2 separate regions of the Homo sapiens genome follow, and region 2 is linked to region 1. The links are chromatin contacts, found by Hi-C or POLR2A ChIA-PET in ENCODE. All regions are on one chromosome and are shown on one strand. The core of a region is the stretch at or near the end of the contact, and the rest is flanking DNA. Distances in the headings are between cores, read along the strand shown.

Evidence for each region. Hi-C counts contacts between places; a loop is a spot of excess contacts on that map. ChIA-PET counts read pairs that join two places held with the same protein, here RNA polymerase II (POLR2A). Pooled maps may share reads with other maps.
Region 2: a pooled map shows a loop between it and region 1 (6-fold over the local background). The contact joins the promoter of ARRB1 here to the promoter of TPBGL in region 1. A Hi-C loop is called at or near these places in 5 of 50 pooled maps. POLR2A ChIA-PET finds 5 or more read pairs at or near these places in 6 of 52 experiments (A673, Caco-2, HCT116 and 3 more).

Annotation. Positions count from the first base shown.
Region 1 is chr11:75,239,236-75,242,712 of GRCh38, reverse strand. TPBGL (trophoblast glycoprotein like) reads right to left here and starts at 1,939. Exons shown (of 1, transcript NM_001195528.2): 1 at 1-1,939. The coding sequence starts at 1,663. The coding sequence ends at 515. LOC124902717 (a long non-coding RNA gene) reads left to right here and starts at 2,843. Exons shown (of 2, transcript XR_007062783.1): 1 at 2,843-3,067. RefSeq lists silencers at 574-653, 784-1,033.
Region 2 is chr11:75,349,959-75,353,435 of GRCh38, reverse strand. ARRB1 (arrestin beta 1) reads left to right here and starts at 1,775. Exons shown (of 16, transcript NM_004041.5): 1 at 1,775-1,848. The coding sequence starts at 1,829. RefSeq lists enhancers at 567-1,522, 2,585-2,634 and a silencer at 1,755-2,034.

The sequences.
Region 1 (3,477 bases), core at 690-3,189:
CCCAGGGTTGGGCCTCCATGCAGGATGGAGGGCTCTGAGCTCTGGGATGGGACAAAGGGCTCAAAATCCACAAAACCATTCTGATGGGGGTGCTGTGCTTCGAGTCCAGAATGGGATGGAAGGGCCCTCAAGCCCCGGAGGGGACTGAGGGCTCCGAGCTGGCGAGGGAGGTCAGTGCAGTCTCGGGTGTCGGAGCTCCAAGCACAGGGTGCTGGGGGCAAGTCTCAGAGCTTTGGCCTTGAAGGACAGATTCTCTGTGTGAGCTCCGAGACGGGGAACGGACTTTCAGTGGTTCAGGAGGGAGGTTTCGGAAACTAGGGTGGGCAGGCGGGGTTTCTGGATTCGGACCGGCTATCTCTGGGTCTTTGACGGTGGGAGCTCTCGGAGGCGGGAACGAGAGGGTACGGCTTAGCGCCTCCGAGTCAGGGGAAGGTCTCAGAGCTCGGGGCTCGCGGGTGTCTCATCTCCACGGCTTCGGGCCAGGCAAGGGAAGCCCCGAGCCCGGGGGCGCCGCTCAGAGCCCCGAGCCCGGGGAGGTGGCGCGGGAGCCCGCGGGCGCGGCGGGCGCGGGCGCGCGGCGCGGGTCGGCGTCCTGCTCGTAGCGGTAGTGGTAGCCCTCCATCTGGTCCCGGCACGCCTCGCGCAGGTTGCGCATCCAGCGCTGGATGCCGCGGCGGTTTAGGTAGAGCACCATGAGGAAGATGAGGCCGATGAGTGCCAGCACCAGCCCGAAGAACACGTAGGAGGCTTCCAGCTCCGGGCCGGCGGCCTCCGCCTCCTCTCCGCGAGCGTCGGCGCCGCTGTCCGCGCAGCGAAGCCGCGCCCCGTCCAGGTCCAGTAGCGGCCGGTCTAGCAGCGCCCGCGGGGCGGCGCAGCGCAGGCGCCGCGAGTCGGGCACGCGCTCCGTGGCGTTGCGCAGCCAGGCCAGCAGGGGGCGTGCGGCACAGCCGCAGCGCAGGGGGTTGTCGGCGAGCAGCAGGCGCGGCCCGGGGAGGCCGCCATCGCGCTCCAGCGCGCGCAGCTCGTCGGGGTCCAGGCCGGCCAGCGCGTTGAGGCGCACGTCCAGCTGCTCCAGGCGCGCCAGGCGCAGGGCGGCTGGCGGCAGACGGCTCAGCGCGTTGCCCGCTAGGCCCAGCAGGCGAAGCTCGGCCAGCGGTGCCAGCGCAGCGTCCAGCGCGGCCAGCAGCGCGGGGCCGCCGCGCACCAGCGCGTGGTTGAGCTGCAGCGAGCGCAGCGCGGGCAGCCCGCGGAAGGCGCCGCCGCCCAGGGCGCGCAGCGGGTTGTGGCTGAGGTCGAGCGCCGCCAGGCTGGGCAGCCCGTCGAAGGCGCCGTCCTCCACCACCTCGATGTGGTTGTGCGTGAGGCGCAGCGCGCTCAGGAGCGGCAGGCGCACGCCCGCCGCCTGGTCGCCGTCCCCGTCCCCGCCGGCGAAGGCGGCCGCGCGCAGCACCGTCAGGTTGGCGCCTACGATGGTGAGGTTGCGCGCGTCGGGCGGCACGTCCCGCGGAGGCTGGCGGAGCTCGGCTCCCGACGCGCAGCGCAGCAGCAGCTTGGGGCCGCCGAAGCAGTAGCACTGGAAGGGGCAGGGTGCCGCGGGCTGGCTCAGCGCCGCCGCCACGAGCAGCAGCCCCTGGAGCCCCGGCTGTCCCGCGCGCGGGGCCATCGCGGCCGCCCCCGCATCCAGCGCCCGGGCCGCCGCGCTCACCAGTGAGTTGGGAGCGCCTGGTGGGGGGCACGGGTGGGGCGAGTCCTTGACCCGGAGCGGCTGGCAGTCCCGGTCGGTCCGTTCGCTGTCTCGAAAGTCTGAGGAGCCGCACTTACTGGCTGACTGGCCGGGGGCAAGAGGGGTCAGACGGGGAGCGGAGCCCCCCGCCCCCGGTGCCCTCGCCCTGCGCGCCGGCCTCCGGCTTCCGCGGCCGCTCCGGGCTCCGAGCCGAGTGGGCAGGGTTTGCCTCCCCCCTCCCCGCCTCCCGGTCTCGTCCTCCGCCCCCAGCGGAGTCTCCGCGCCCTCCTCGCCGTGGGAGGCGGGGTGGGAGGCTCCCGAGAATCAGGGCTGTCGGCTGCTGCGCTTTCTCTTCATCCTCTCCGCCCCCGCCCCTCCGGGCTGCCGAGAAGTTTGGCTCCTGGAGGCTCCGACTTGGTTTTCCTCCTCCTCCACCCCCAACATTTAAGCTGGGTCCTTCCTCCTCCTTCTCCAGCACGTGTGGGGCGGGGCCCGACTGCGGAGAGCAGGCAGGTGGGTCACCACCAGGGAGAATTCGGGGGTTGGGGAGGACTTTAGAGCTGCTCCTACTACCGGAGGAAGGGATGAGGGGTGGGCTGAGAAAGTTACTCATTTTCCGGCCTCTTCCTAAGGCAGAGAGACTGGAAAATCCCCAGTCTCTGCTTCCTCCTCTGCGACCCTAGTTCCATTAGACCTGGCTGTGTCACCACCCCTGCAGGTCCTATGGGACCAGCTTTTTCTCCATCCCATCCCATCCCATTCTCAGGAGAAGTCTGTGGCACCCGCTCCCCTCCCACCCACCAACTCTGGCTGCTCTGCCTCTGCCAGGAGTTCCCCCGTGTGGTTTCCTCCACCGGGCTGGGCTTCTCTGCCAAGCACTGTCCTAGGCACAGAGACCCGGGGGTGTAGTGATTCTGCTCTTTGCTTTCACTCCCTGCCCCCAAACCTCTTAAGACTCCTGGGGTTCCGTTGGACACTGTCAACTAGTCCCTCCAGGCTTCTCCGCCTGTGAGTGGGGTTTGGGGCACCAGAGGTTGGGAGAGCAGGAGCAGATTTTGCAGCATGGAGTTGGGGGTCTCAGAAGGGGCCAGGGCTGAGGGTGGGGGGGCTGAGCTGTTTACAGATTTGTTTTGTTCTGGATTTTTTTTCCCCCAGAACTGGGAAGCTCTAAACCTGATTTAAAGAGACAGGCTCCTGAGAAGGGAGGATTCCTGGCCTTAGCATGAATTATTCAGGCTGGAGAGGCTGACACTTGATCCGCAGGCCATTCGGGTATCAGCAGAGCTGGTTGGAATAGAGGCTCCCCACCTCCTCCCAAGAATCAGTCTCTTTCTCCTGAATTGGGTACGGTTGTTATGTTGACTCCTTCCCTGAGGTTATATTTAACAGATCGACCAAAGGATCAATACCACTTAAGGAGAAGAGGCAGACCCTGCAGTGGCCTGGGTCTTGGGCAAGGACCAACATTAAGGAACAGAGCTGGTGATGATGGGGGTCTCCCAGCTCTCCCCTCCTCCAAGCCCCTCTCTCTTCCCTACCCCCTGTCTTAACTCTCCCAGGTATGAGAGCTCAGATGTGTCTCATGCAAGTCCATGCAGACTCATTCATATGTGGACATAGGATCGTAGGTTTGAGTGCGTCCTGGCATGTGTCCATAAATTCATAAAGACATACATATTTGAATATGCACACTTCTGAGCCCATGCAGGTTCGTGGATACATTCTCAGAGGGCAAGCTTACAGGCCCATGCTTA
Region 2 (3,477 bases), core at 526-3,025, 110 kb before region 1:
TTGTACTCCAGCCTGGGTGGCAGAGCAAGACTTCGTCTCAAAAATAAATAAAATAAATAAATATATTTAGATGTTTTGGGCATCAGCATGGAGAGATCCATTGGAGATCTTATGGTTTGGTCAAACCTGTTTTACAGGTGGGGAAACTGATGTGGAGAGTGGCAGGACCTGGCTTCACCATCCTGGTTAGGGATCTCCTGTCATCAAAGAAGATTCTAGTCTGCTCCTTTCCAGATCTCTGAGCCCTGCAGAAACAACAGGTGGCTTCCTCTTCTTCCTCTGTAGAGGGTGAAACCCAGAGGCCAAGACTGGGAGGAGGGTTCTGGGCTTTCATCCATACTCTCTAGCTCCTAACATTGCCCAGAGGTGGGCCACCCTGCCTACCCATCAGCCTCCCCCTGCCCCTCTGCCAAATCTGGACATAATTATAGTAATTATACTGCATATAAACAGTATAGGTAACTGCTTCTGAGCATAATTACAGGAGATGTTTACATACTCACAACAGCATCAGAGTAAATGATAGCTTACTTTCCCCTTAATACTTAGATATCAGGGACCTATCCGGGATAATTAGCCAAATCTCAGTAGTGAGGGTGTGGTAAAGACCTTACCGTTTCCCACTACCTGCAAAGCAGGAAGGCACCTCAGACAAAGCAGGGTCCCAGCCAAGATTTCACAGGACATCAAGAAGCCTGCAGAGAAGTGGGCTAACATCTACTGGGCACCTACTGTATGCAGGCGCTCAGGGGAGGCCAGCAAACACAAGCGAGTTCTTTCAACCTATTAACAATTCTGCAGGCTGATATTAGTGTATCCTCACTTTACAGGTCCGGACATGGGTTCTCAGAAGCTTAGTGCACAGGGTCACCCACAGCGAGCCATGGAGCTGGGCATGGGCGCTTTCCACGGTGCTACCCGGTCACAGCAGCGGGCCAGCTCTGCCCTCTTCCTTTATCGCCTCTTCTCACTTCTCACAGCTTCCTCTTCCTGGGCGGCCTCCTGCAGCCCCTGCTGGCCGCGGGTCTCCGCTCAGTTCCCCAGTGTCAAGGCCGTCTACTGCCCCCTCCGCCCCTTCTTCCTGTCCCTGTTGTGTGGCTGGGTGTTATCTCTCCAGTAGAAGGGGGTGGGGTGGGTGGAATGGGGAAGGGTGGAGCACAGGGCGAAGGCCTTGCCAGGCATCCCGGGGTCTCCAGCTAAGCGAGGGGCCGCAGGGAGCGCGGCCTCGGGGTCGCCAGACCCTCGGCTTCCAACCACCCGCACACACAAAGGCTGCCCCGGCATGCGCGGGAGAGCGCGCTCGCACCCACGGCCGTGCGCACACACGCACAACTGCACAAAGACGTGCACACTCCTCCATCCACACCAATACACTCCCTAATAGGGCCCGCACACAGCCGTGCGCCCTCACATACACCACACCACCACCACCACCACCACACACACACACACACACTCTCACACGGACTCGCACGCGGGTGGACCCCCTCCCCCACCACAAACGCCGACCTTGGGGCCCTGACGCGTCCCGCCGCGCTGCCCTGCCTCGCTGGGCGGCGCGCGCACACGCAGACGCGCACACACACACACATACACACACGCACACACCCCGCGCGGTTCCACGCCCCTGGCCGCGGCCCGGGCGCTGCGCTGCTCGACGCGGCGGGCGGCGGGCGGGGACCGGGGGCGGGGGCGGCGGCGGCGGCCGGGAGAGCGGAGGAGGCGGAGCAGGGAGCCGGGAGCGGGCTGGCCCGCGCTCCTCCTGCTGGCTGGGGATTTTCCAGCCTGGGCGCTGACGCCGCGGACCTCCCTGCGACCGTCGCGGACCATGGGCGACAAAGGGACCCGGTGAGTGCAGGGCGGCCGCCCGGCGGGGGGCGCGTGGGGGCGACCTCGGCGAGGACACGGGCGGGGGCTCCGATTGCGTCCTGGTTCTGCGTTCGCGGCCACCGCGGGATCTAGTACCAGCTCTCCTCCACCCGAGGTCTCCTGTGTGGTCTCCCCGGCAGGGCCGTGGGCGGGGGGACCCAAAGGGCGAGGGCCGGGCCGCCCCATGTGGGCCGCAGCTCCTGGCCCGGACACACAGCTCGCTGACACCCAGCATTGGCCGGCAGCCGCAGAGACGCACGGGGGCAGGTTGACACACAATACACGCACGGGCACACTAACCCGTGGCACAGGCATGCTGGCGCACACACTGGCAACCGCTAGCACACGCTCATCACACGCAGTGGCACGCCGTCATACACGCCTCGGTCAACACATTCTTGCTGACAGCCTTGTTGGCATGCACAGCTCACAATCCAACACACACCAATTCTAGCACACCCTCGTGCTGGCACACACGTGTGGGCATACACTGATACGCACACTGTCACCTGCACTCGCTGTAGCAAACACTCTTGCTGGCACACACATCACCCTCACTGGCACACACACTTGTGCTGGCATGTCTCACCAACACAGCGGAGCGCAAGGCCACACCAACACTGACCCCCACAGACACAATCAGACTGATGCCCTCAAAGACTGGCACCCCACAGGCACGAGCTGCTAGCCCAAGGCCCGCTGACACACACGCTTCAGGCCCCACATGGCCAGAAGTGGAAACACACACATCACACAGGGTAGAGCGCCCCCCGCCACCCCCAGCCTGGGGAAAACAGATCGCATTTCATCCAAATAGATCCCATCCATCTACTCTGTTCCCTTTCCCTCTGACCTCCTGAGGAGTGGCTGGCCAGGGGCTGTTTTGAACCTAGGGCTGGGAGAACCCCTCCCGTTCTCCTAGAACCTGTCCTGAAATACTCAGAAACAGTCTCTGCCTCTGAAAGGGGAAACTGGGACAAAAGGAGGAGGGGGCTGGAGCAGGACAGCCCCTGGGGGCAGCCCTTCAGACAGGACCAGCGCTGGTCAGGGGCTCAGCGTTGCCACCCTATTTTCCCCGTTGCCCTCCCCACCCCCTAAGTGGGCACAGCAGCCTCTCCCTGGGCTCCCCCTCTTTCTCATTGTTTTCTGTCTTTCTCTTCTATTCTTGTGTCCGACTTCTGCCTCCTTCCTTTCCTCCCCTCCCCTCTCCTCGTTTCCATTTATTATTAAGCTCTTGCTGTATACTAGGCGTAGTGTGGGGGATCAAAGATGCGCAAGGCCCACTCCTCCCCTGAAGGAGCTAACAGACTAGAGAGACACCACCCCGGTGGGCACCACCTTTCAGGGCCACTGACAAAGCTATTTCTCACCCACTGCCATCTAAGACTCTCTCTCCACAGTGTGAGAAAGGGCTTGCAGAGATTATTTCCATTTTCTAGAGGAGGAAACAGGCTCAGAGGCAACTCAGGCTCTTAATGTTTAGAAACTACTTTCCAGCCATCCTCCTGACAGCTCTTCCAGGAGGTTAATTTTCCTCTTCCTGTTTTCTAGCAGAGGAACCAGAGGGCTAGAGGCCATGTGATTTGCCTAAGGTCAAAAGGGGCCAGA